Linked DNA regions of Homo sapiens: region 2 is linked to region 1. A link is an interaction called in ENCODE POLR2A ChIA-PET data of the cell type or tissue named here. Cell type or tissue: GM12878. All regions are shown on one strand. Links, peaks and the distances in the headings refer to the core of each region. The heading gives the core; the rest is flanking DNA. Region 1 has its middle 43 kb from the start of MRPL45. Region 2 has its middle 20 kb from the start of EPOP.

What was found. ChIA-PET counts read pairs that join two places held together with the same protein. Peaks named below come from ENCODE experiments on the same cell type or tissue, not always from the same donor. Only the 100,000 strongest peaks of a DNase experiment are listed, where the experiment ranks them.
Region 2: POLR2A ChIA-PET joins it to region 1 with 5 read pairs; 1 of 35 experiments calls an interaction of 5 or more read pairs at or near these places.

What each region holds. Positions count from the first base shown.
Region 1 is chr17:38,248,246-38,260,627 of GRCh38, forward strand. It overlaps the pseudogene NPEPPSP1. Among named protein-coding and RNA genes, the nearest start is that of MRPL45, 43 kb to the right of the region's middle. RefSeq lists an enhancer at 8,792-9,325. In GM12878, for the core only: no CTCF peak of the experiment used is centred there; a DNase peak (open chromatin) is centred at 8,184; H3K4me3 peaks cover 1,072 bases; H3K27ac peaks cover 542 bases.
Region 2 is chr17:38,647,179-38,663,094 of GRCh38, forward strand. No RefSeq gene overlaps it. Among named protein-coding and RNA genes, the nearest start is that of EPOP, 20 kb to the right of the region's middle. RefSeq lists enhancers at 9,818-10,112, 11,528-12,027. In GM12878, for the core only: no CTCF peak of the experiment used is centred there; a DNase peak (open chromatin) is centred at 7,453; H3K4me3 peaks cover 1,427 bases; H3K27ac peaks cover 3,127 bases.

The sequences.
Region 1 (12,382 bases), core at 3,921-11,920:
GCAATAATTGTTGCCTTGGTGGAACAGTTCTATAATAGCTAAAGACAAGAAGAAGCAGATAATTAGTAAACTCAAGTTGAGCCAAGTTTTCTAACAAGAAACACTGAAAAGAGCCATTTGCAGAAGGTCAAAAATAATTACCATTAATGTAAAAATGCAAAAGGCACAGAATATTGGTATGTGATGTTTGTGGCTACTAATATGCAATTAAAGTTTTAAACTATACGTAGGAATAAAAAGGAATAATACGCACCTACCTGAAGAAAGAAGTTACTTCTAGAGGCAGGGTGGGACGAGATGGAAACGGGCTTTAGTGGTATCTGTGACATTTTATTCCCCCCCAAAAAAAGCATGCACAGTCTGATGAAAATGGGGCAAAATGTTAACATCTGTTTAATCTCATAGTGTGTGACTTTCTTGTATTTCTAAAATACTTCCTAATTTAAAATAAAATTTTAAAGAGATTACAAGTGACCAAATAAACCAAGAACCACATACTTGTATGGTGTTCAAAACAAAATCACTAAAATCTAGAGAACTAATCTCAGTTAACAACAAAAGCCATCCGAAGGCTCAGTTATTTCCCACTGACTCACATACAGATTAGAGTAAGATTTACTTCACAACAAGAGCAGGCTCATTTATGTGGCAAAGTTCGGAGAAGCTTCACAGATAATTTACTACTCAAGACCACATTTACCCAGGTTGTATCAGAGTATCAGTTGTATCTAGAACCAGGAAGCTAAAAAGAAAGAAAAAAAAAAAGGCCTGGATGAAAAGCCAAAATAGGTGATACAAAGTCCGTACAATAAAACACATACCCTTTACTCAGAAGAGAATCCAACAAACTCTCACACAGCAATTGATTTTTTAGCCCAAACAAGCTTGTTTATCTGGCTACTAAGGCTTCTTCAGATGAAGTTCAGTAAAATACAAGAGGGAAGAAATTGCACAACAGGCAGCAACAAGGCACAATAAGCAGCAAGAAGAATCTGAGAGTAAGGAAAACAAAACAATTTTAAAGAACAGACACAGGCTAGCCGGGTGCGGTGGCTCAGGCCTGTAATCCCAGCACTTTGGGAGGCCGAGGCGGGTGGATCACAAGGTCACGAGTTCGAGACCAGCCTGGCCAATATGGTGAAACCCCTTCTCTACTAAAAATTCAAAAATTAGCCTGGCATGATGGCAGGTGCCTGTAGTCCCAGCTACTTGGATGAGGCAGGAGAATCGCTTAAACCCGGGAGGCGGAGGTTGCAGTGAGCTGAGATCACGCCACTGCACTCCGGCCTTGGCAACAGAGCAAGACTCTGTCTCAAAAAAAAAAAAAAAAAAAAAAGAACAGATATGGACTAGGCGCGGTGGGTCATGCCTGTAATCCCAGCACTTTGGGAGGCAGAGGCGGGCGGATCACCTGAGGTCGGGTGTTTGAGACCAGCCTAGCTAACATGGTGAAACCTGGTCTCTACAGAAATACAAAAATTAGCCAGGTGTGGTGGCATGCACCTGTAATCCCAGCTACTAGGGAGGCTGAGGCAGGAGAATCCCTTGAACTAGGGAAGTGGAGGTTGCAGTGAGCCGAGATCGCACCACTGCACACTCCAGCCTGGCCTAGGCAACAGAGTGAGACTCTGTCTCAAAAAAAAAAAAAAAAAAAAAGAACAGATATGGCTTGGCGCGGTGGCTCACACTTGTAATCCCAGCACTTTGGCAGGCGGAGGCAGGCAGATCACCTGATGTCAGGAGTTCAAGACCAGCCTGGCCAACATGGTGAAACCCTGTCTCTACTAAAAATACAAAATTAGCCAGGCGTGGTGGTGCATGCCTGTAATCCCAGCTACTAGGGAGGCTGAGGCAGGAGAACTGCCTGAACCCGGGAGGCAGAGGTTGCAGTGAGCCGAGATTGTGCCACTGCACTCCAGCCTGGGCAACAGAGCGAAACTCCGTCTCAAAAAGAAAAAAAAAGAAAAAAAAACAGACATGAAACTGATAAATTATAGTACATAGTTTGGGGTCAATAAGAGATGTTCAGAATAAAGTTCAGTATTTAAAAAAAACAATGAAACAAACCTACACTATGAGGAATTGCAAAGCATAAAAAGATAATGTATTTTAGAAATATTTCCATTCAGATTAGTCAACTTTTTTTTTTTTTAAGACAGGGTCTCGCTGTGTCACCCAGGCTGGAGTGCAATGGCGTGATCTCAGCTCACCGCAACCTCCGCTCCTCCGCTTCCTGAGTTCAAGCAATTCTCCTGTCTCAGCTTCCCGAGTAGCTGGGATTACAGGCATGTGCCACCACGCCCGGCTAATTGTTGTATTTTTTTGTAGAGATGGGGTTTCATCATGTTGTCCAGGCTGGTCTCAAACTTCTGACCTCATGATCCACCCACCTCAGCCTCCCAAAGTGCTGGGATTACAGGCGTGAGCCACCACACCCAGCCTAGTAAACTTTTTTAAAAATGTCTAAGGGCCTCAAAGGGTAAACTTCAGTTATCTGGAAAAATCACTGCAGAATTCATTGCCAGATGAATTAGACAAAGCTTAGCATACAAAACTATTATACTTCTTTCCTCATAGATACATTTCAAAAAACAGAAAATCTGAACAAATTCAATTCCTTATCACCAATATTTTGAATTTAATTTTATATATATGAATTTTTTTTAAGAAAATTTCTTCCTTTTTTTTTTTTCCCTGGAGACAGGGTCTTGCTATGTTGCCCACACTGGTATCAAACTCCTGTGCTCAAGCAATTCTCCCACCTCCACCTCCCAAAGTGCTAAGATTACAGGAGTGAGCCACAGTGTCGGCCAAAATGATTACATAGAAGATATGCAGAAAATGGCCAGGCACGGTGGCTCATGCCTGTGATCCCGGCATTTTGAGAGGCCAAGGCGGGTGGATCACCTGAGGTCAGGAGTTTGAGACCAGCCTAGCCAACATGATGAAACCCTCTCTCTACTAAAAATACAAAAAATTAGCTGGGCTTGGTGGTGCGCGCCTGTAATCCCAGCTACTCTGGAGGCTGGGGCAAGAGAAACGCTTGAGCCTGGGAGGCAGAGGTTGCGGTGAGCCGAGATCGCGCCATTGAACTCCAGCCTGGGCAACAAGAGCAAAACTCCGTCTCAAAAAAAAAAAAAAGAAGCCAGGCACGGTGGCTCGGTGGCTCACGCCCATCATCCCAGCACTTTGGGAGGCTGAGGCAGGTGGATCACCGGAGGTCAGGAGTTCGAGACCAGCCTGACCAACATGGAGAAACCCCGTCTCTACTAAAAACAGAAAAAATTAGCTGGGCGTGGTGGCACATGCCTGTAATCCCAGCTATTTGGGAGGCTAAGGCAGGAGAACTGCCTGAACCTGGGGGGGTGGAGGCTGCAGTGAGCTGAGATCATGCCACTGCACTCCAGCCTGGGCAACAAGAGCGAAACTCCATCTCAAAAAAAAAAAAAAAAAAAAAAAGAGAAAATATGCAGAATTTGGGCAAAAAATTTGTAACACAGAATTGACAATAACCATTCAGGTGCCAAATTTTTAATATGCCAAACAAACTTCTATATTGGCAACTCTTCACTTAGTGCCAATTTAGTTATCTCCAACATGAATATTTTGTTAGTAGAGGCCAGGGGTTGGCTAGGATATCCTGATTTCTGGCCTTGAATGATAAACTTAGTTTCTCTGGCACAGGTAAAGTATTTCCATAAGAGAAAGCCCAGCTGGGCACGGTGGCTCACGCCTGTAATCCCAACACTGTGGGAGGCCGAGGAAGATGGAATGAGGTCAGGAGATCAAGACCATCCTGGCTAATATGGTGAAACCCCATCTCCACTAAAAATACAAAAAAATCAGCCAGGCATGGCGGCGCGTGCCTGTAGTCCCAGCTACTCAGGAGGCTGAGGCAGGAGAATTGCTTGAACCCGGGAGGCAGAGGCTGCAGTGAGCCAAGATCGCACCACTGCACTCCAGCCTGGGTGACAGAGCAAGACTCCATCTCAAAAAAAAAAAAAAAAAAAAGAATACCCAATTATTGTACCAACCACTACACACTCATAATCATAAATAGTAGTCACACACATAAACTTATAATTCATTTTAATTAATTATCCACAAACGGAGAGGATCAAAATATGAAATATCTACAAAAGTCCACTGCTCTCAAGTATCCAGTGTAAAGGGAGGGGACAGGGAATGAAATAAATTTTGGGCCTAGAGAAACTTCTGTATAATAACAAATTTTCAAAACCAGCTAGACCACACTAATGTGAAAGACAACTAATTTTTTTTTTTTTTTTTTTTTTTTTGAGACAGAGTCTTGCTGTGTCGCCCAGGCTGGAGTGCAGTGGCGCAATCTCAGCTCACTGCAAGCTCCGCCTCCCAGATTCACGCCATTCTCCTGCCTCAGGCTCCTGAGTAGCTGGGACTACAGGCTCCCGCCACCACGCCCAGCTAATTTTTTGTATTTTAGTAGAGATGGGGTTTCACCATGTTAGCCAGGATGGTCTCGATCTCCTGACCTCGTGATCCGCCCGCCTCGGCCTCCCAGAGTGCTGGGATTACAGGTGTGAGCCACCGTGCCCGGCCAAGACAACTAATTTTTAAATCACTGAACATGGACTAATTTCTTCACCTTCTGCAGCAGTCCACACCCCAGGCCAGGTTAAAAATCCACTAAGTTGGCCGGGCATGGTGGCTCATGCCTATAATCCCAGCCCTTTGGGAGGCCAAGGGAAGGGGATCACCTGAGGTCAGGAGTTCGAGACCAGCCTGGCCAACATGGCAAAACCCCATCTCTACTAAAAATACAAAAATTAGTTGGGCGTGATGGCACACACCTGTAGTCCCAGCTACCCAGGAGGCTGAGGCAAGGAGACTCACTTGAACCCGGCAGGGGGACAGGGTGGAGGCTGCAGTGAGTCGAGATCACACCACTTCACTCCAACCTGGGAGAAAGAGCGAAACTCCGTCTCAAAAAAATAAAAATAAAAAATAAAATAAATCCACTAAGTTTCTAATATGTAACCTGTACAAATACTCTGGGCTTATCGTAAAATTTTGTAACTAAAGCAACTAAGCAACTTGCATATTTTGTGTTATGTGATTCCAACTGTTAGGAAACTGATCCAATATCAGTCATAAATATAGGTTTCTACAGATAAGAATTTTGTCCCCCTGCCCGGCCAGCCGCCCCGTCCGGGAGGTGAGGGGCGCCTCTGCCCGGCCACCCCTACTGGGAAGTGAGGAGCCCCTCTGCCCGGCCACCACCCCGTCTGGGAGGTGTGCCCAACAGCTCATTGAGAACGGGCCAGGATGACAATGGCGGCTTTGTGGAATAGAAAGGCGGGAAAGGTGGGGAAAAGATTGAGAAATCGGATGGTTGCTGTGTCTGTGTAGAAAGTAGAAGACATGGGAGACTTTTCATTTTGTTCTGCACTAAGAAAAATTCCTCTGCCTTGGGATCCTGTTGATCTGTGACCTTACCCCCAACCCTGTGCTCTCTGAAACATGTGCTGTGTCCACTCAGGGTTAAATGGATTAAGGGCGGTGCAAGATGTGCTTTGTTAAACAGATGCTTGAAGGCAGCATGCTCGTTAAGAGTCATCACCAATCCCTAATCTCAAGTAATCAGGGACACAAACACTGCGGAAGGCCGCAGGGTCCTCTGCCTAGGAAAACCAGAGACCTTTGTTCACTTGTTTATCTGCTGACCTTCCCTCCACTATTGTCCCATGACCCTGCCAAATCCCCCTCTGTGAGAAACACCCAAGAATTATCAGTAAAAAAATAAATTTAAAAAAAAAAAAAAAAAAAAGAATTTTGTCGCCAGGCACAGTGGCTCACGCCCGTAATCCCAGCTCTTTGGGAGGCCGAGGCGGGCAGATCACGAGGTCAGGAGGTCGAGGCCACAGTAAAACCCCATCTCTACTAAAAATACAAAAAATTAGCTGGGCGCAGTGGCGGGCACCTGTAGTCCCAGCTACCTGGGAGGCTGAGGCAGGAGAATGGCGTGAACCCGGAAGGCAGAGAGCTTGCAGTGAGGCGAGATCGTGCCACTGCACTCCAGCCTGGGCGACAGAGCGAGACTCCATCTCAAAAAAAAAAAAAGAATTTTGTGAATATTTTAAAATTCCCACAAGATACCACCTAATGCCACAATTTAAACGTATTGCTCTAATTCATGGATTTCAAAAACATTAATATATGCTTTTTACTTCTTACCAATGTTAATTTTTTTACCCTTCCAAACATGTCAATTAGTACAATTTAAAAGTCCAATCATCCTTTAATAAAACCTGTTGGAATTCACTATTGCGTCATCTTTGTGTTGCCATCTAGCCTGAAAAGAATTTCTGGAAAAAAAGTGTTTTGAAAAGTTCATGCTACTTACAAAATTTATTTATTTTTTATTTATTTCCTTGCATCAAATTAACAAGTCCCTGCTAATATCTAGTATATTACCATATGCTCACTCAATGGCACAAACCAGTCTTCCACTAAAGTAGAAAAGAGGTAAGGAGAAACATGTCACTGCTTGTTGTTCTATCCCGATACTTAAATCAAACTCACTTCTTTAATAAGTAATTATTTAAAAATCTGTACTTTTTTCTAGACTTTTCCCAAAATATGTCTGCCTCCAAAAATTATGAATCCATTTTGGCAACTAATGGGGTAAAGAAACAAATGTTTTTTTTAATGTTAGTCTTTTCACATAATGCGAACTCATTCATCACTAGGTTCTCTTTCCCAAAGGTTTGCCAAGTCACAAGACACACTACTGTTTACAATCCCTCCCATCTGCCCCTTGCCAATATATATCAAACACTCTAGTCACTTGGCTTAAGCCACAGTTTCCCAAATAACCTTCTCAAATTCTAATTTAGACCCAAGATGCATTCGTTCTGATTCATATTCTTAATGGAAAAATTTTAAATCACCTGATTTTCACTAAGTTCTGCCTTTTGATGCTGCCAAATCCTAGAGCCCTCTTGCTTTCACACCAATGCCCCAAATGTGACAGCTATAGTTATCTATCACAGATAAGTATAAAGTATAGATAACTATACTTTTAAATTCTGTACTTTTAGACATATTTTTAATCTGAGTACCGTACCCTCTTGGTTTTCAAAGACAACTACCAACATTCAATTCATTCGAGCACAAGTCTTCACTTCATTTCATTACTATATACACCATGTTCTTTAAGGTGGGAGCCTACTGATTTCCCCCGACCCCAGACTGCAGTAGGAAAAGAAATGAAACAAAATATATTTACTAACATTCTATTTACAGATAACTATCAAACAGTTCCCATTTTTATTACAGGCTTCCTGTTACATAGTATCATAAATGCCTATTGTGCAGGATGTTTGTCGGGCATCTATACTGATGGTCTCCAAAATCAAACAATACTTCAGATAATGCTGCGGGAGGAGGGAGGGGAGTATGATTCACCAAAAACTGCAGTGAAGAGTAATGGAATATTTTCACCGGTGGTATGTTATAACTAATAGCTTCTTTCTTTCCTTTTTTTTTTTTTTTTTTTTGAGACGGAGTCTCACTCTGTCGCCCAGGCTGGAATGCAGGAATGCAGTGGCGCGATCTCGACTCTGCAACCTCTGCCCCCCGGGTTCAAGTGATTCTCCTGCCTTAGCCTCCCGAGTAGCTGAGATTACAGGGGCCCGCCACCACGCCCCGATAATTTTTGTATTTTTAGTAGAGACGGGGGTTTCACCATGTTGGTCAGGCTGGTCTCGAACTCCTGACCTCAAGTGCGCCCGCCTCAGCCTCCCTAAGTGCTGGGATTACAGGCATGAGCCACTGCGCCCAGCCAGCTTCTTGGGAGAGGAAGGTACTGCTAAGCAACCATCACGGTAGCAATAAATCCACCAGCTTCGAAGGCCGCAAAGCTAGGAAGATAGGTGGAAAAGCGGAGATGGGGTCCTCCCACAGCTTCTCTAGAGGTTAGGAGAGAACAAAGTCACTGCTGCACTGTCACTTGAGGGAAAGGGGGAGGGGGCGGATCATCTTGGAAACCCAGCCCCTGGGCTGGAGCAGGCGGGGAGAAGTCAGAGAGGCTGCCTAGGATTAACATTCTCGTTCTCACCCTCTCCCGCCCTTCTAGAAGCTCCCCTCCTCGCTCCAACGCGGCGGCCAGAGTCCCAAATGACCACTCCCTCCAATCTATCACCCGAGAGGTGTAGAGAGAAACCAAAGAAAGAACTGAGTCAGGTGGTTAGGCAGAGCGGGGACTCCCATGACCTCTCCGTCCTCCCCCAACACCCTCCAGCCTCCCCCGGAACACTATCAAGCCCAGAAGGGTCCGGGGCGGGGGGGAAAGCCCCACACAGGTGTGCTCGCCGGGGAGGGGCGCAATGGCCGGGCCGCCGGCTCCCCAGAGCTCCCGCAGCGCGGCCTCAGCCCGAGCCCCAGCCTCAGCTCCGGCCACGGTCCCTGCCCCGGCCCCAGCCCCAGCCCCAGCCCCAGCCCCAGCCCCAGCCCCAACAGAGAAAGGCAGAGCACGCCGAACCCGGCGCCCTGCGGCCGCCCAGCCCCGACTCGAGGCCCGCCCGCCCTCCCGGCCGGGCCCTGAGTCCAGCCCGCGGGCGCGGCCTAACTGCTCGCCCCGCAGCTTGCCCCGGGGCCCGAGGGTCGCTGTACCTGGGCGGCGGCCTCCAGCTTGCCCTCGAAGGTGAAGTCCAGCAAGTCGGGCTTGAGGCAAAGGCTGCAGTTGATGGGGGAGACATCGGCAGGCAGCCGCTCGAAGGGCCTCTTCTCCGGCATCGCGGCGAGGCCCAGGCTGTGGAGGCGGCGGCGAGAGGAGCGGCTGAAGACGAGAAGGAGGAGGGGAGGAGGCGGAGGGCCGAGGAAGAGCAGGCGGCGAGCGAGGGAGGGGGCGGCAGCTGCCAGCCACATCCACCGAGCGCGGGCGACCGCCGGAGGAGAGCGACCGGGGGAGCCTGGGGGGCGGGGGAGAGACCCAGCCGGAGCGCTAGGGGTTGGGAAGGAGGCGGTGCGGGCGGACTGGCGGGCGAGCTGCCTACGGGGAAGGGGGCGGAGGGGAGGGAAGGGGAGGAGGGCCAGCAAGGAGGGATGGAGAGGGGGAAGTGGTGGCGGCGGCTGCGTGCGCGGCCCCGCCGGCCGGGCGCGCCCCCGTGGAGTGCGCGCGCACGCCGGGGCAGAGGGCGGAGCGGCGAGGACGAGGGCGCGGCCGGCGGGGCGGGAGGGCGTAGGGTTGCCCGCGCGAGCGCAGGGCGGGAGGCGGGCGCTGCACCTGTCGGCGCCGCTCAGGACTGGGGGCGGCCTTCCAACTGGAAGGAGCCGGGAAGGGCTTGATCAGAGGAAGGAAAGGCATAAGGGGCCCTCGGGAAACTGAAGCCTACGCAGTTGGTCAGTTCAGCCAGGGTCGCATGCATAAAATACCAGTTACAAGCAAAACCCCAAACTGGATTCTGCCTCCAGGTCAGCGAAAAGCCCTGACTTGAGCCTCTCTGGCCTCAGTTCCTGTTAGTAGCAAATTCAAAGGATGATTTGAAAGTTTTGTTATAAAACCTTTAATAGCCGGGCGCGGTGTCTCACGCCTGTAATCCCAGCACTTCGGGAGGCCGAGGCGGGCGGATCACGAGGTCAGGAGATCGAGACCATCCTGGCTAACATGGTGAAACCCCGTCGCTACTAAAAGTACAAAAAATTAGCCGGGCGTGGTGGCGGGCGCCTGTAGTCCCAGCTACTCAGGAGGCTGAGGCAGGAGAATGGCGTGAACCCGGGAGGCGGAGCTTGCAGTGAGCCGAAATCGCGCCACTGCACTCCAGTCTGGGCGACAGAGCAAGACTCCGTCTCAAAAAAAAAAAAAAAAAAAAACCTTTAATAATCTAGGTTACTTCAACCAATGAGATCTGGACTTTTGAGGGAGTGATTTCAAAAACTATATTTTTGTTTCCATGATTTAATGTTTAAAATGGGATGTTTCGGGCGGTCGCGGTGGCTCACGCCTGTAATCCCAGCACTTTGGGAGGCCGAGGCGGGCGGATCACAAGGTTAGGAGTTCAACACCAGCCTGGCCAATATGGTGAAACCCCGTCTCTACTAAAAATACAAAAAAAAAAAATAGCCGGGCTTGGTGGCGGGCGCCTGTTGTCCCAGCTATTCGGGAGGCTGAGGTAGGAGAATCGCTTGAACCCGGGAGGTGGAGGTTGCAGTGAGCCGAGATTGCGCCACTGCACTCCAGCCTGGGCGACAGAGTGAGACTCTGTCTCAAAAAAAAAAAAATAAATAAATAATAAAATAAAATGGGATGTTTCACCTTTTCCCCATTTTCATCTTTGTTTCTTTTTAAACTAAAAGATCCTTCAGCAATCATGGCCTCTTTAATGGTGAACTATCTGTGGCTCTCTCAGTTCTGTAGATACCTTGCAAATTGAGGAGGTATATATATAAATGCATATATATATATATATATATATATATATATATATATATAATGTAACTGAAATTATCTTTAAAAAGGGGGGCCAGGGCCAGGTACGGTGGCTCACACCTGTAATCCCAGCACTTTGGGAGGCTGAGGCAGGTGGATCACGAGGTCAGGAGTTCGAGACCAGCCTGGCCAATATGGTGAAACCCTATCTCTACTAAAAATACAAAAATTAGCCTGGCATAGTGTCATGTGCCTGTAGTCCCAGCTACTAGGGAGGCTGAGGCAGGAGAATCGCTTGAACCCGGGAGGCGGAGGTTGCAGCGAGCCAAGATCACGCCACTACACTCCAGCCTGGGCTACAACGAGACTCTGTCTCAAAAAAAAAAAAAACAGTGGGCCCAGGTGTGGTGACGTGTGCCTATGATCCCAGCTACTCGGGAGGCTGAGACGGGAGGATCACTTGAGCCCAGGAGGTGGATGGAGGCTGCAGTGAGCTGTAATGGTGCCACTGCACTCCAGATGACAGAGTGAGGCCCTGTCTCTAAAAAAATAAAAATGAAATAACAATTTAAAAAATGTTATTTAAAGTGTCAAAGGCAAGGAGATTTATCCATAATCTTCATATTTCTTTATAGAAATTTCTCAGATAGAACCCTGTAATTTCCAAAACTGAATGTAGTATGTTGTAATGGACCAGTACTGTCCAGCAGAAACATACTGTGAACCACTAGGTAGTATTAAATCTTACAGTAGCCACATCACAAAAAAGTAAAAAGGAAACAAATGAAAACACATCTTATTTAACCCAACATATCCAAAATATTATCATTTCAACATGTAATCAATATAAAAAATATTAATGAGGCCGGGCACGGTGGCTCACGCCTGTAATCCCAGCACTTTGGGAGGCCAAGGCAGGTGAATAACCTGAGGTCAGGAGTTCAAGACCAGCCTGACCAACATGGTGAAATCCCGTCTCTACTAAAAATACAAAAATTAGCCAGGCATGGTGGCGCATGCCTGTAATCCTAGCCAGCTACTCTGGAGGCTGAGGCAGAAGAATCACTTGAACCCAGAAGGCGGCGGTTGCAGTGAGCTGAGATCACAGCACTGCACTTCAGCCTGGGCAAAAAGAGCGAAACTCCGTCTCAAAAAAAAAAAAAAATTAATGAGATATTTTACTTATTTTCTTCACACCAACTTTGAAATCCAGCGTGTATTTTACATTTATAGCACATCTAAATTCTGACTATCCACATTTCACGTGATCAGTAGTCACGTGTGGTTAGTGGCTCTTGTACTGGGCAGCACAATTTTGGACTCTGGGCCTGGCCTCTTAGCCTCTGAATCCTACATACTTTTCAGAAAGGCAGATTGAAAATCTGCAATCCTTTCAAACTAAGGTGTGAGATGGGGCCTTTTCTTATATATATGTAGTTCTATGACCACTTACTGGTCAGAGAAATAATAATTTAAATAACATATAATAATTTTTTTTTTTGAGCTGGAGTCTCCTCTGTCACCCAGGCTGGAGTGCAGTGGCGTGATCTAAGCTCACTGCAACCTCCACCTCATGGGTTCAAGCAATTCTCCTGCCCCAGCCTCCTCAGTAGCTGGGATTACAGGCGCCCACGACCATGCCCGACTAATTTTTGTATTTTTAGTACAGATGGAGTTTCACCATGTTAGCCAGGCTGGTCTCAAACTCCTGACCTCAGGTGATCTGCCCACCTAGGCCTCCCAAAGGGCTGAGATTACAGACATGAACCATTGTGCCCAGCCCATATAATAATAACTTAATTAACTGTAATTGAATGTTTATCGAGTGCTTACTAAACACTTTTTTTTTTTTTGAGATGGAGTTTCGCTCTTGTTGCCCAGGCTGGATTGCAATGGCATGATATTGGCTCCTGCAACCTCGGCCCCCCGGGTTCAAGCGACTCTCCTGCCCCAGCCTCCTAAGTAGCTGGGATT
Region 2 (15,916 bases), core at 4,448-12,447, 400 kb after region 1:
ACTTGAGTCCAGGAGTTCGAGAGCAGCCTGGGCAACATGACAAAACTGCAACATGGTCTGTACCTAAAAAAAAATACATAAATTAGCTAGTCCCAGCTACTCAGGCAGCTGAGGTGGGAGGATTGCTTGAGCATGGGAGGTTGAGCCTGCAGTGAGCTGCCATCACCACTGCACTCCAACCTGGGCAACAGAGTGAGACCTTGTCTCAAAATAATAATAATACATTCAACAATATGGATGAATCTTACAGACATAATTGTTGAGTGAAAGAAACCAGATATAAAAGAGTATGTACTATATAATAATTCCATTTCTATGAAGTTCAATAACAGGCAAAAAAAAAAAAGAAAGAAAACCCACAAACAAGAAAAACAAAACTATAGTGGGCCAGGTGCAGTGGCTCACACCTGTAATCCCAGCACGTTGGAGGCTGAGGCCAGCCTGGCCAACATGGTGAAATCTCGTCCCTACTAAAAATACAGAACTTGGCCAGGCATGGTGGCACGTGCCTGTAATTCCAGTTACTTGGGAGGCTAAGGCAGGAGAATCACCTGAACCCAGGAGGTAGAGATTGCAGTGAGCCAAGATCATGACACTGCACTCCAGCCTGGGCTACAGAGCGAGACATAACAACAAAACCCTATGTTAATAGAAGACAGAAACAGTCACCTGTAGGGACAGGTTTGGGATGGGGGTGCCTTCTGGAGATGGAAAATGTTCTGTGCTGGGTGGGGTGTCTCACGCCTATGATCCCAGCATTTTGTGAGGCCGAGGCTGGTGGATAACTTGAGCCTAGGAGTTCGAGACAAGCCTGGCCAACATGGCAATACCCCATCTCTACTAAAAATACAAACATTAGGTCAGGTACACTCACGCCTGTAATCCCAACACTTTGGGAGGCTGAGGTGAGAGAATCAACTGAGGTTAGGAGTTCAAGACCAGCCTGGCCAACATCGCAAAACCCCATCTCTACTAAAAATACAAAAAATTAGCTGGGTGTGGTGGTGCACACCTGTAATCCCAGCTACTCAGGAGGCTGAGGCAGGAGAATTGCTTGAACCCAGGAGGCAGAGGTTGCAATGAGCCAAGATCACGCCACTGCACTCCAGCCTGGGTGACAGAGCAAGACCCTGTCTCAAAAAAGAAGAAAAAAAATGTTCTGCATTGTGAATCTGGGAATGGTTATATCATATACCTATGGGAAAATTTATTAAGCTATTACATAAGATTTGTGTCCTTTGCTTATGCATGTTATACCTAAACAAGATAAGAGTCCTTTAAATTCATTTTGGCATGGCCTATCCTCTATTAACATAGCCACTCCAGCATTCCTTTTTTTTTTTTTTTGAGACAGAGTTTCACTCTTGTTGCCCAGGCTGGAGTGCAACGGCCTGATCTCAGCTCACTGCAACCTCCACCTCCCGAGTTCAAGCGATTCTCCTGCCTCTGCCTCCTGAGTAACTGGGATTACAGGCATGTGCCACCATGCCCGGCTAATTTTGTATTTTTAGTAGAGACGGGGTTTCTCCATGTTAGTCAGACTGGTCTCGAACTCCCGACCTCAGGTCATCCACCTGCCTTGGCCTCCCAAAGTGCTGGGATTACAGGCGTGAGCCATCGCGGCCCGGCCTCCAGCATTCTTTTGATTAATGTTAGTATATTCTTGTACTTTCTACCTATTTGTGCCTTTTTTCTTTTTTTTTCTTTCTTTCTTTCTTTTTTTTTTTTTTTGAGCTAGGGTCTCACGCCCATCACCCAAGCTAGAGTTCAGTGGAATGATCTTGGCTCACTGCAACCTCAAATTCCAATACTCAGTTTCCTGAGTAGCTGGCACTATCAGAACATGCCACCACTCCCGGCTGATTTTTTTGTATTTTTAGTAGAGATGGGTTTTCACCATGTTGCCCAGGCTGGTCTTGAACTCCTGGGCTCAAGCAATCTGCCTGCCTCAGCCTCCCAAACTACTGGGATTTCAGGCATGAGACACCGTGCCCGGCCTTGTGTCTTTATTTTTAAAGCGGGTCTCTTGTAGATAGCATATAGATGGGTGTTGCTTTTTCATCTGCCTTTTAATTGGGTTGTTTAGTTTATGTATATCTATTTTAATTGTTGATCTGATTGAGTTTAAATCTACCATCTTGGTTGCACAACTGTATAAATTTATTCAGTATCATTAAACTGTTTATTTAAAATCCACCATCTTGCTGTTTTTTTGTTTGGTTTTGTTTTGTTTTTCGAGACAGAGTCTTGCTGTGTCACCCAGGCTGGAGTGCAGTGGCACGATCTCTGCTCTCTACAAACTCCGCCTTCAGGGTTCAAGTGACTCTCGCGCCTCAGCCTCCCGAGTAGCTGGGATTATAGGCGCCTACCACCATGCCCAGCTAATTTTTGTATTTTTAATAGACACAGGGTTTCACCGTGTTGGCCAGGCTGATTTCAAACTCCTGACCTCAGGTGATCTGCCCACTGTGACCTCCCAGAGTGCTGGGATTACAGGTGTGAGCGACCGTAGCTGGCTGTTTTTTTTTTTTTTTTTTTTTTTTGAGACACAGTTTCACTCTGTCCCCTAGGCTGGAGTACAGTGGCTCGATCTCAGCTCACTGCTACCTCTGCCTCCTGGGTTCAAGTGATCCTCCTTCCTCAGCCTCCTGAGTAGTTGGAATTACAGGCATGCGCCACCATGCCTGGCTAATTTTTGTATTTTTAGTAGAGATGGGGTTTCGCCATATTTGCCAGGCTGGTCTTGAACTCCTAAGCTCAAGTGATCCACCTGCCTCAGCCCCCCCAAGTGCTGGGATTACAGGTGTGAACCACTGTGCCTTGCCTAGATTGATTGATTGATTGATTGATTATTTATTTATTTTGAGACGGAGTCTTGCTGTGTTGCCCAGGCTAGAGTGCAGTGGCGTGGTCTCAGCTCACTGCAACCTCTGCCTCCCGGGTTCAAGTGATTCTCCTGCCTCAGCCTCCTGAGCAGCTGGAATTACAGGTGCCTGCCACCATGCCGGGCTAATTTTTTGTGTTTTTAGTCGAGATGGGGTTTCATCAACATGATGGTCTCAAATTCCTGACCTTGTGATCCGCCCACCTCGGCCCCATGAAGTGCTGGAATTACAGGTGTGAGCCACCATGTGTGGCCTAGATTTATTTTCTAATAACAATTCTTGAGTTTTGTTCTGGGATGAAGCGAAGCTACTTCACAAAAGTTTGGTCCCTTTGAGGCTAATTTTTAAGCTTTGTTAGGCGGGACTAGAACAGACTTTAGTCTAGGGCTAATTTTGCCCCATTACTGAGTCAATACCCTTCTGAGTACTATCTGATGCCCTGTTAGTTATAATGTTTTGTCTCTCTGCTAGCAGGACCATAACCAATTCCCAGCCTTGTGTGAGTCTCGGAATCATTCTCTCTCCTCCGTTGGATGGTCTTGACCTGGCCTCAGGTGGTTTCCTCACACACATGCACTGATTAGTACTCGGCTGAAGACTCAAGTGGGATCCCCTGCAAATTTTCAGGATTCTCTTCCTCTGTCTGGCACTTTTTTTTTTTTTTTTAAGACAGGGTTTCACTCTTGTTGCCCAGGCTGGAGTGCAATGGCACGATCTCGGCTCACCAAAACCTCCACCTCCCAGGTTCAAGCGACTCTCCTGCCTCAGCCTCTCGAGTAGCTGGGATTACAGGCAACTGCCACCATGCCCGGCTAATTTTTTGTAGTTTTAGTAGAGACGGGGTTTCACCACATAGGCCAGGTTGTTCTCGAACTCCTGACCTCAGGTGATCCACCCGCCTCGGCCTCCCAAAGTCTGGGATTGCAGGTGTGAGCCACCGCGCCTAGCCCTCTGTGCAGAACTCTTTTCTAATACCTTACCCAGTGAACTTCTGGGCCTCTCTTGTCTCCCAACTTAACCTCCTCAACTCAGGTAGACCATCAGACTCTGACTGACTTACTCTGCTCTGTACTGTGGCTGGAAACTCACTCCAGGTAATAGGTTTGAAAAATTGTAGGAGCTTTGTTTCTCTTCTGTCAGGGATCACTGGGCTGTGCTGCCTGATGTCCAGTATCTGAACCCCATTGTTCTGAATATTCTGTCTGGTTTTTTTAGTTGTTTCTAGTGGGAAGATAAATCAATTACCTGTTACTCCATCTTACACAGAAGCAGAAGCTCAGCTCATTCATTTTGGAGATTCATGTCCTACAATTCTGTGAATCTTTTTTTTTTTTTTTTTTTTTTTTTTTTAGACAGAGTCATGCTCTGCTGCCCAGGCTGGAGTGCAGTAGTGCGATCTCAGCTCACTGCATCCTTAACTTCCTGACCTCTCAGGCTCAAGCAATCTGCCCACCTCAGCCTCCCAAGCGTGTGGGACTACAGGCACGTGAGCCACCACACCCAACTAATTTTTGTATTTTTTGATAGAGATGGAGTTTCACCAAGTTGCTCAGGTTGGATGTGAAATTTTTAAAAAATTGATTGTCAATTTCCAACTGGGTACTGTAGCTCACTCCTGTAATCCAAGCAATTTGGGAGGCCAAGGTAGAAGGATCACTTGGGGCCAGGAGTTCAAGACCAGCCTGGACAACACATCAAGATCCTGTCACTACAAAAATAAATAATTTAAAACATCAGCTGGATGTGGCGGTGGCATGTGCCTATAGTCCCAACTACTGGGGAGGCTGAGGCAGGAGGATCACTTGAGCCCAGCAGTTCCAGGCTGTGTGGTGACCCATGATCACACCACTATACTCCTGCCTGGGAGAAAGACCCTGTCTTTAAAAAAAAATTTTTTTTAAATTAAAAGTCAGTTTCCTGCTCTCTTCATCTCTGTCTTCTGTTTCAGGATTAGTCAGATATTGGAGCCACCACACTCCAGTCTGGGAGACAGAGTGAGACTCTGTCTCAAAATAATAATAATAATAATAATAATAATAATAATAATAATAATAAGCACATCAGTTACCACTCCTTGAGCGCCTACCAAATTACCAAAAACCTGCCATTTTAATAGATTTTCTTATTGAATCATCACAGGAATTCCATGAAGTAAATATTATTATCCCTCTTTCACAGATGAGGGGACTGAGGGACAAAGAGATTAACTCACTAGCTCAAGATCATACCGTTTGTGGCTGGGTGCGGTGGCTCATGCCTGTAATCCCAGCGCTTTGGGAAGCCAAGGTGGGTGGATCACGAGGTCAGGAGATCGAGACCATCCTGGCTAACACGGTGAGACCCCATCTCTACTAAAAAAAATACAAAAGATTAGCCGGGCGTGGTGGCAGGCGCCTGTAGTCCCAGCTACTCAGGAGGCTGAGGCAGGAGAATGGCGTGAACCCGGAAGGCGGAGCTTGCAGTGAGCCGAGATCGTGCCACTGCACTCCAGCCTGGGTGACAGCGAGACTACGTCTCAAAAAAAAAAAAGATCATACTGTTTGTGGAATGGCAGAAGCTGGGTTGAAACTCAGCCATGTGGGGCACCAAAAACCGTGATCGTGACCACAGAGGGCAGCTGGAATTCAAGGGGCCTGCCTGTTTTTCTGCAACTCACCATCCACGGATTTCCTAAGTTTTTTGTGCCAGGCTCTGGGGAACCTAAGTGAATGTGGGCCCAACAGATGGGTGTTCACCAGAGAGTGAGCCAAGAAAGAGGGGTGGGGACAGACAGAGGTCCCTATAGAAGTAGAAAAAAGCAAGACAAGGCCAGAAGACTGTGTCTTTCTTCTTCTTTTTTTTTTTTTCTTTTTTTTCGACAGAGTCTTGCTCTGTCGCCCAGGCTAGAGTGCAGTGACACAATCTTGGTTCATTGCAACCTCTGCATCCCGGGTTCAAGCAATTCTCATGCCTCAGCCTCCAGAGTAGCTGGGACTACAGGTGCGTGCCACCACGCTGGGCCTTTTTTTTTTTTTTTTTTTTTGAGACGGAGTCTTGTTCTTGTTGCCCAGGCTGGAGTGCAATAGTGCAATCTTGGCTCACTGCAACCTCCGCCTCCTGGGTTTAAGCGACTCTCCTGCTTCAGCCTCCCGAGTAGCTGGGATGACAGGCGCCTGCCACCACCCCTGGCTAATTTTTGTATTTTTAATAGAGATGGAGTTTTGCCATGTTGCCCAGGCTGGACTCAAACACTTGGCCTCAGGTGATCCACCTGCCCCAGCTTCCCAAAATGCTGGGTTTACAGGCATGGGCTACCATGCCCGGCCATGTGTCTTTTGACTTTAAAGGAGCAGCTTGCAAATCATATTCAAAGCAGTATGCATATGAGATGTAAATTGCATCAGAAATGAGCATCTGGTATTTTTGAGTCAATAGCTCAGGCACTTTTGGGAGGGCCCTCCCCAGCTTTCTCCCAGGGTTGCCTGGGGTCAGGATCCCTTGCAAGACCTATTAACTAAACTTGAGATGTAGCATGTGCCTCTGCCAAACCCAGCTCTGGATAGAAAGGGGAGTGCTGCTGACCATGTCAAGGTGGGTTCTTTATTCTCACATTTGTCTGACAAATACTTGTAAAGCACCTGCTGAGCATAAGGTGCTCAGGCAGATGCAGTAGACAAGCAGGAAAGTCATTATTTCTAACTTTTAGGAACATACCCTCTACTCGGGGAAATAAATAAATACAGTAAAGACTCCAGTATTGTCTAGAGTCTAGACCAGGCTTTCTCAACCTCAGTGCTATTGATATTTGGAGCTGGGTAATTCTTTGTTGAAGGGGGTTTTCCGGAGCATCGTAAGATACTTAGCAGCGTCCCTGAGCTCTACCCATTAGATACCATTAGCAACTCCTGAGTTGTGACAACCAAAAATGTTCCCAGACATTGCCAAATGTGGGGAGGGAGGGCAAAATCCCCCCAGTTAAGAACCACTGCTCAAGACCCTAAGGCTATGAGCTTTTCATACAGACCCAGCGGGCTGAGGACTTGCCTTCAAGGATGCACGTTGTTCCATATTTTTGTATTTTAACCACTATGGAAGGTGCTCTTCTCAAATTTATCATGTAATTCTTTTCCTTGAAGCCCAGACCTGCCCCGCAACCACAGCATGCGCTATAATTCCATCCAGATCCCGGAGATTCTTGAGGACCAATCAACGTTGCCCCCAGATGGAATGGCCCCAGCCTGCAGAGCCTGTCAGGTCTGCAGTCTGCTCTTTCTGCTCTTCAGCATCTCTCTACCTCCTCTTTCCCTGTCATCCAATTGGCCCTGTGGGACTGCTCGTTATATTCTTATCGACTCTGGCCCCCATTCCCTTTAATTGGCAGCTTCGAGGAGTTAAGGAACTTAGTTTTGCAGATCAGTGTTTTTCTAACTGTGCCCCGCCAAGCACTGGGAATCCCCAGGGCCCTCTCAGAAGCCCCCGTAGGATGTAGTGGGGTAGGAGGAGGAGGAGGAGCTTCCGGGAGGCTGGAGGAGTGGAGGCGGCAGGTCGCCCTGCCCCAGCCCTCAGTGGCCCCACAGCAGCTTGGCTGTTCTTGGTTTTGTTTCTCTCTGCTTCTGCATGATATCTTTGAACAAAAAGTCCCAAGTGTACAAAAAGTCCCGAAAGGCGTTCGCAAACCACTGACCTAGATGGAGGGAATTGTGAGGAGCAGAGGGCACCCTCTTATAAAATGCCTGTACTTCGGTGCAGGGTTTGGTGGTGTCGGCGGTTTGGAGGCCCTTTAAGCTTCCTAACTCCTTGTCACTGGTGGATGGTGGGGTGCCGGCAGGAGGGCATCCCTTTACATAGGGGCTCATTGCTGTATGGATGTGGGCAGAGAACGAACAGGAGAGGGAGACTGAACTCCTGGCTTCCACATCAGGCACAAACCCCAGGACGTGAAGATCCCTAACTGCCTCCCCTCCGGCCCCCAAATAGCAGAACAGAGAGTAATCGCACTGCAGTGGCAGTGGAAAGAGCTGAAGCTAGACGCCGGGAAGAACTTCCCAACTTGGCACCTGGGGGAGGAGCAGCTGGGAGCAAATGTGGAACTGTCTGAGGTAGGAGGAGGTCCCCTTTGCAGGCTGAGAGATAATCACATACATCCTCCCACTCACACCCCCTTCGTCTGCTCCTGCCCCAACCAGGGCTGACTCCAGAAATTCTGCACAGATAAACCTCCAGGCCCTGAAACTCAGCAAGGGGTGGGGAGAGTGGGACCTGGGGCCATGCCCCCTCTGTTGCTAAGAAGCCCTTTCTGGGTGAGCGTGGTGGCTCACACCTATAATCCCAGCACTTTGGGAGGCCCAGGCAGGTGGATCATTTGAGGTCAGGAGTTCAAAACCAGCCTGAACAACATGGTAAATCCCCATCTCTACAAAAAAAAAAAAACTATATATATATATATATACCCACACACACAAAAATTAGCCAGCGTGGTGGCACGCCTGTAATCCCAGCTACTCGGGAGGCTGAGGCACAAGAATTGCTTGAACCCGGGAGGCAGAGGTTGCATTGAGCCAAGACTGCGCCACTGTACTCCAGCCTTGGTGACAGAGCGAGACTCCATCTCAAAAAAAAAAAAAAAAAAAAGAATCCCTTTCTGTCTGACCCCCACCAGACGGCAGCAGAATTGTGTGGAGAGCTTGTTCCCGAGGGACCTGGGGGATGGAGCAGGCAATCCCTTCTCCCTCTGACCTCCAGGCCCCACTGAGCCCTCTGGACACAAGCACAATCAGGCACTTCATGCCTGGCAAGGGTCAGAATGAAAGGCCTGTGTCTGTCTGCTCCCCGCCTCCCTTTCTCCATCTTCAGATAATTCCATCTGCCCTTGGGCCAGAGCCTCATCTTTCTCCCTCCTTTCCCCCTCCTGCCCGCTGAGTTATTTACAAATATCTGGGAACAGAAGGGATTTCTTCAGTGCTCTGTAGTGCCTGCCACTGACTCAGGTCTCTAACATGCTGGGGGGCAGCGAGGGTAAAGATGCTTGTGGTCCTCTCCTGTCACCCACAGGAACCCAAAGAGCTCAATACACTGGGCGCAGTGGCTCATGCCTGTAATCCTAGTATTTTGGGAGGCTGAGGTGGGAGGATCACCTGAGGTCAGGAGTTCAAGACCAGCCTGGCCGACATAATGAAACCCCATCTCTACAAAAATTAGCCAGGCGTGGTGGTACGTGCCTGTAATCCCAGCTACTTGGGAGGCTGAGGCAGGAGAATCACTTGAACTCAGGAAGTGGAGGCTGCAGTGAGCTGAGATAACACCACTGCACTCCAGTCTGGGCAACAGAGAGAGACTCCATCTCAGAAAAAAAAAAAAAAGGCTCATGCCTGTAATCCCAGCACTTTGGGAGGCCGAGGTGGGCGGATCAAGAGGTCAGGAGATCGAGACCAGCCTGGCCAACATGGTGAAACCCCATCTCTACTAAAAATAAAAAAAAATTAGCTGGGCACGGTGGCAGGTGCCTGTAGTCCCAGCTACTTGGGAGGCTGAGGCAGGAGAATGGCGTGAACCCGGGAGGCGGAGCTTGCAGTGAGCTGAGATCGCTCCAGCCTGGGTGACAGAGCGAGACTCCGTCTCAAAAAAAAAAAAAAAAAAAAAAAAGACCTTGGCCTTGGCTAGACACGGTGTAATCCCAGCACTTTGGGAGGTGAGGCCGAGGCGGGCGGATCACCTGATGTCAGGAGTTTGAGACCACTCTGGCCAAGATGGTGAAACCCCATCTGTACTGAAAATACAAAAATTAGCTGGGCATGGTGGTGAGTGCCTGTAATCCCAGCTACTCAGGAGGCTGAGGCAGAGAATTGCTTGAACCCGGGAAGTGGAGGTTGCAGTGAGCTGAGATGGCGCCACTGCACTCCAGCCGGGGCGACAAAGCAAGACTCTGTCTCAAAAAAAAAAAAAAAGAAAAAGAAGAGCTCAATGGCTCCCCAAGGTCACACCGTGGCAGCCCATTTTCTGTTTCCCACTCTGTTCTCCTACATGGTTTGTCCCGGGTACAGGGTGAACCAGGAAGAGGATGAGTTACCGCCATTTCCCCATGGAGTCAAAGGGCTTCTTCCTCCTGGAAAATCCCCGGACACGGAAGTGACTAAGACCTAGTGGAGCTGCTGAACCTAAAAAGTAAGTTCAAATTCGGGGCCCCTCCTTCTGATAGCCATGTGGCCCAAAGAAGGGAAGCTGTCCGTGCAGCTGGGGGAGCTGATCTCCAACATGTTCTCCCCAAGCCCACCTCCTGCCACCCCACCCCAATGCTGAAGCCCAGACAAGCAGCCAGGAACTGGCGTCACCATCCCCAGTCCCGCAGACGCTCATCCCACCGCCACCACCCGTGAGCAACCATTCCGGGGCCTGACATTCTGTCGGCTTCACACCACCTCCCGGAGCCCCAGCCAGAAGCACTTCCTGGATAAAATATTAAACATGCAAATCTGAGACAGAGCCTTAACGAGCGACAGACTGCACGACCACAGCCTGGCAAACGAGACGCACGACGTCCGGGGGTGGGGGGGTGAGAGGTATATATAGATATAGACTTTGGATCTATCTGTGCAATGTGTGTGTAAGGCAGAGAACAGCAGGGATGGAAAAGTACCGCAGCAGCCTCCAGCTGGGGTGGCCTGAGGTGGCGGCAGGAGGCTGGCCGGGAGGGAGGGTCAAGAGGAGCCCCAGAGCCAGGCTCAGAGTGAGGGATGACAAAAGCCCTTTGTGCTTGGATTCTGTGCAGGGGGTGCCAGACACGCTGGGCAGGGGAATGGGCATTGGTTTTGGAGAAGGAAGTTGGTTAGAGGCAAGGCCTCCGAGTGGAAGAAAAGAAGGGGAGACAGAGGAGAGGCATAGACCTGTGTGGCAGGAGTAGGGGTGTCTAGAGGGAGAACACCTCCACTCACATGGGGCACGGGGCGGGGGGGGGGTGTCTCTTGTCACCACACTGGCCCAGGTGTCATGGAGCTCACGTGGAATTAGGTCAGCAAGGTTCCTGCCTTGATTCAGGTCAGCATGCATTTGATGATGGCGCTTCTTAAACTTGTACATGTGCCAGGATCGTCTAGGATCTTGTTGGTAAATGCAATTCCGATTAGGGAGGCCTGGAGTGGGGCCTAAGAGTCTGCATTACTAGCAAGACTCAGGTGATGCCAGTGCTGCTGGCCTCCCGGCCCCCATAAAGTGGCGAGGGACTACAAGGAGCTAGAGCAACACGGAGCTCCCTTTGGCTCAGGCGAACACAGGACCCACAAGAGTCCAGAGTGGGATCAGAGGCTGAGCCCAAAGGCGTCTGGCCTAAGGGGAGGTCCACGGTGCTGATCAAGATGGTGTCTGTCCACAGTGTCCAGCCTGTCATGGAATTAGAACTATAGGACACCTAACTTGGCCCAAACCAACACAGAACCCAGCCCAGGGTGTCAGGGAGCCTGTAGCAGCCCACACTGAGACAGGGCTCACAGGGCCTGGAGTGACATGGAGCCTGGTGGGGTGGGACTGAATGATAGGGCGCCCATGTTGCTTCAGGAAATCACAGAGCCCACAGGGATTAGACTGAAGTGGTGCCCGTTTTGGTCCAGAGTGACATGGAACCCACAGTGGCCACAGGGGTCTGGACTGACTTGGAACTCAGAAAGGACTAACAGAGGTGATGGCCACATTTGCTCAGGGTGACATAGAGCTCATCAGGACTTGGACCAACTGGACCAACCAGGCACCCAACACAGAGCCCCAGACATGACAGGGGGCTCTCCGTGCAAACTCCAGGTTGCAGAAGACAGGAAGGGAGGGTCCGGAGGAGGCTGGGAGAGGAGAGGAGCAGGTGCCGGGGAGCAAGGCTGCTCTGTGGCTGCTGTGAGCCTGCCTGCCGTGGGCTGAGTGCTACTTGGCTGGGCCCCAGAGAGGAGGTGCTGCTGCTGCAAGGCTCAGATGGAGGAGGAAGTGGGAAGCTGGAGGCAGGGTGGGCGCGAGGCTGGGGTGGGGAGAGCACTTCCTCCCCCAAAGAGGCTTGGCACGGGGGCTGGCCCACTGCCCATGTGGATCCTGGCATTTACACTCCCCGCTCCCATTATACACAGGCGATGCGGTGGGTTATGGGTCTGGGACTTACGGACCTCAGATCAAGGAGCATTCAGCGCTGGGGGAACAGACAAACCGATGTCTCCCTGAATGGAGCACTCAGGGTCCAGAGGAGGAAGGGTTCTCCCTCCTGGCACTGGAGGTCCTTTTGATGCAGCCAGGTCCCTAGGCAGAGTGCCCTGGCCCTATTGTGTCCTTGCCCAGAGGAATGCAGAAAACAATGCAGGCTGCCCCTTCCCACATCCCTGGCAAGATCTAGAAATAGGTGCCCACACCTTCGTCTTAACTAAACCCAGCCCTCCCTCCCGCTTCTGGTCAGATGCCTCTCAGTCCTTGTCCCTACCAAGGGGAGAAGCCCCTCAGAGGCTACCTGCAGCTTCTCTTTATGCCAAGGTTAATGTAGAGGAGGAAGGGATGGAGGGAGGGGCATTACTATGAATTTATTTTTTGAGACAAGGTCTTGCTGTCTCACCCAGACCAAAGTGCATCAGCACAATCATAGCTCACTGCAGCCTTGATCTCTTGGGCTCAAGCAATCCTCCCCGTTCAGCCTCCTGAGTAGCTGAGCTGGGACTACAAGCACAAGCCACCACACCTAGCCAATTTTTAAAAATTTTTTGGGCCAGGCGCGGTGGCTTACGCCTGTAATCCCAGCACTTTGGGAGGCCGAGGCGGGCAGATCACAAGGTCAGGAAATCGAGACCATCCTGGCTAACACGATGAAACCCTGTCTCTACTAAAAATACAAAAAATTAGCCGGGTGTGGTGGCGGGCGCCTGTAGTCCCAGCTGCTGGGGAGGCTGAGGCAGGAGAATGGCGTGAACCCGGGAGGCGGAGCTTGCAGTGAGCCGAGATCCCGCCACTGCACTCCAGCCTGGGTGACAGAGCGAGACTCCATCTCAAAAAAAAAAAAAAATTGTTTACAGAGTCTCCCTATGTTTCCCAGGCTGGTCTCGAACTCCTGGCCTCAAGCAATCCTCCCACCTCTGCCTCCCAAAGTGCTAGAATTACAGGAGTGAGCCACTGCACCTGGCCAATTTGAATGGGGAGCTGGATGACGCTCCCCATCCAGCCTGGTACTGCTGAAGAATCCAACCCTAACTCCACTCCTGCCCACACATCTCCAGGCTGACCTAGTTTCTGTTTCAAGGCAGGGGGGACACATGTTACACACTCCTAGACACAGAGCTGTGCAGAGCCAAGAGATGCACACGCATGCACGTGGGATAGACGAATGCAGGAGATCGCACACTCGAGGCCGGTGCACACACATGCATATCCAGAGACTCCTTCCTGACTCACGAACAAACCCAAGGACCCCCTCCAGCAGACACACAGACAGAGCTCCCTGTTCACAGGGCCACACAGACACACATGGACCTCATAAGCCATAGGCGTGATTCCCCACAGGGGTTCCCTACTCTCTATCCAGCTCCTGCTCCCAGGTCCCCACTCTCTGGGGCACAAAAACAGCAAAGGCAGTCCTGCTGCCACACTACCAGGGCCATGGGATCAAGGATCACCGCAACCCTGGGAATGGATCCCCAGTCTCCCCTCTTCTCTCCATAAGCTCCTGTCTTTTGGAACTGCAGTGCTTATTTCCCCAGGACAAGTCTCTCTGTGGGAGGGACCAAGGGTGGAGGACACTTCACTTCCCTACTTCCCTTCTGGTTTTTTTGTTTGTTTTGAGACTGTCGCCCAGGCTGGATTGCAGTGGAGTGATCTCAGCTCACTGCAACCTCCGCCTCCTGGGTTAAGCGATTCTCCTGCCTCAGCCTTCCGAGTAGCTGGGACTATAGGAGTGCATCACCACGCCTGGCTACTTTTTGTATTTTTAATAGAGGCGGGGTTTTGCCATGTTGGCCAGGCTGTTCTCAAACTCCTGACCTCAGGTGATCCACCCACCTCGGCCTCTCAAAGTGATGGAATTACAGGCTTGAGCCACTGCACCCGGCCTTTTTTTTTTTTTTTTGAGATGGAGTCTCTCTGCCGCCCAGGCTGGAGTGCAGTGGCGCGATCTTGGCTCATTGTAACCTCTGCCTCCCGGATTCAAGTGATTCTCCCTCAGCCTCCCAAGTAGCTGGGATTACAGGTGCCCACCACCACCCCTGGCTAATTTTTGTATTTTTAGTAGAGATGGGGTTTCACTACGTTGGCCAGACTGGTCTTGAACTCCTGACCTCATGATCCACCCGCTTCGGCCTCCCAAAGTGTTTTTTTGTTTGTTTGTTTTTCTTTTTTTTTGAGATAAGTTCTCACTCTGTCACCCAGGCTGCGGTGCAGTGGTGCGATCATAGCTCACTACGGCCTCAAACTCCTGGGCTAAAGTGATCCTCTTGTCTCAGCCTCCTGAGTAGCTGGGACAATAGGCACATGCCACTGTGCCTGGCTAATTTTTTAATATATTTATTTATTTACTTTTATTTTTGGAGACAGGGTTTCGCTCTGTCTCTCTGGGTGGAGTGTGGTGGGGCAATCACAGCTCACTGAAGCCCTGACCTCCCAGGCTCAAGCAATCCTCTCACCTCAGACTCCCAAGCATCTGAGACTACAGGTATGCGTCACCACACCCGGCTAATTGCTTATTTTTTGTAGATAGGGGGACTCACTATATTGCCCAGGCTGGTCTCAAACTCCTGGCCTCAAGCAATCCTCCCTCCTTGGCCTCCCAGAATGCTGGGATTATAGGTGTGAGCCACTACACTCAGCCCCTCTTCTTCTTATTTTTGTTTTTTGTTTTTTGAGACGGAGTCTCGCCCTGTATCTAGGCTAGAGGGCAATGGCACAATCTCAGCTCACTGCAACCTCTGTCTCCTGGGTTCAAGCGATTCTCCTGCCTCAGCCTCCCAAGTAGCTGGGACTACAGGCACCTGCCACCGTGCCCAGCTAATTTTTTTTTATTTTTAGTAGAGATGGGGTTTCACCATGTTGGCCAGGCTGGTCTCAAACTCCTGACCTCAAGTGATCCACTCGCCTCGGCCTCCCAAAGTGCTGGGATTACAGGTGTGAGCCACCGTGCCCAGCCTGTCTCCAGGCTCTTGTGTCAGGTGTGTGTGCATGTGTGTTCATGTGTGCGTGCACGTGCGTGTGTGTGTGCATGTGCATAGGAGCAGGAGTCTGAGCCCGTTTGGGAACACGCTTGTCCATCCCTGTCCACCTGAGCTCTGGAGCCCAGCACCTGCCCTCCACAGAGGCCTTCCTCTCTTCTTTCCGGTGTCCCCAACCCCTCCCTCTCTCCTAACGCACTGTAATCGTGCTGGATCCTGGGTTCGTTCTAGAGCCTTCCTCATCTCTGCCCTTCCTCATCCAAGTTCCTCAAAAGAGATGCATGGGCTGGATCTGCTTCTTTCCCTCCCGTTTCATCCCTACTCCCCAGGAAGATCTCACTAGAGTCACTGGTGCCATCCTGCTTGCCAAGGCCAGTGGACCTTCCTCATCCTGTATCTGATCTTGTTTTTTTTTTTAAGACAGGATCTCACTCTGCCACCCAGGCTGGAGTGCAGTGGTGCAATCACTGCTCACTTCAACCTCCACCTCCCCAGGCTCAAGTGATCCTCCCACCTTGGCCTCTTAAGTAGCTGGGACTATGGCTTGCGCCACCACACCAGCTAATTTTTGTATTTTTAGTAGAGACGGGGTTTCACCATGTTGCCCAGGCTGGTCTCAAACTCCTGACCTCAAGTGCTCCACCCGCCTTGGCCTCCCAAAGTGCTGGGATTACAGGCATGATCCACCATGCCCGGCTCTATCCCATCTTTGTGTGACATTCCACCCTGTTTTCCTCCTTTCTTGATACTCTCCTCCTTTGATTATTGGATGAGTTAGGGTAAGTTGTGTTCGTTAGGCCAATATTTTATTTTATTATGTTTTAATTTTCCATTGTATTAATTTGGCTAATTATTTTTTCATTAGGTTAATTCTCTGTATTATTTGGGCTATGCTAAACTGTTTAG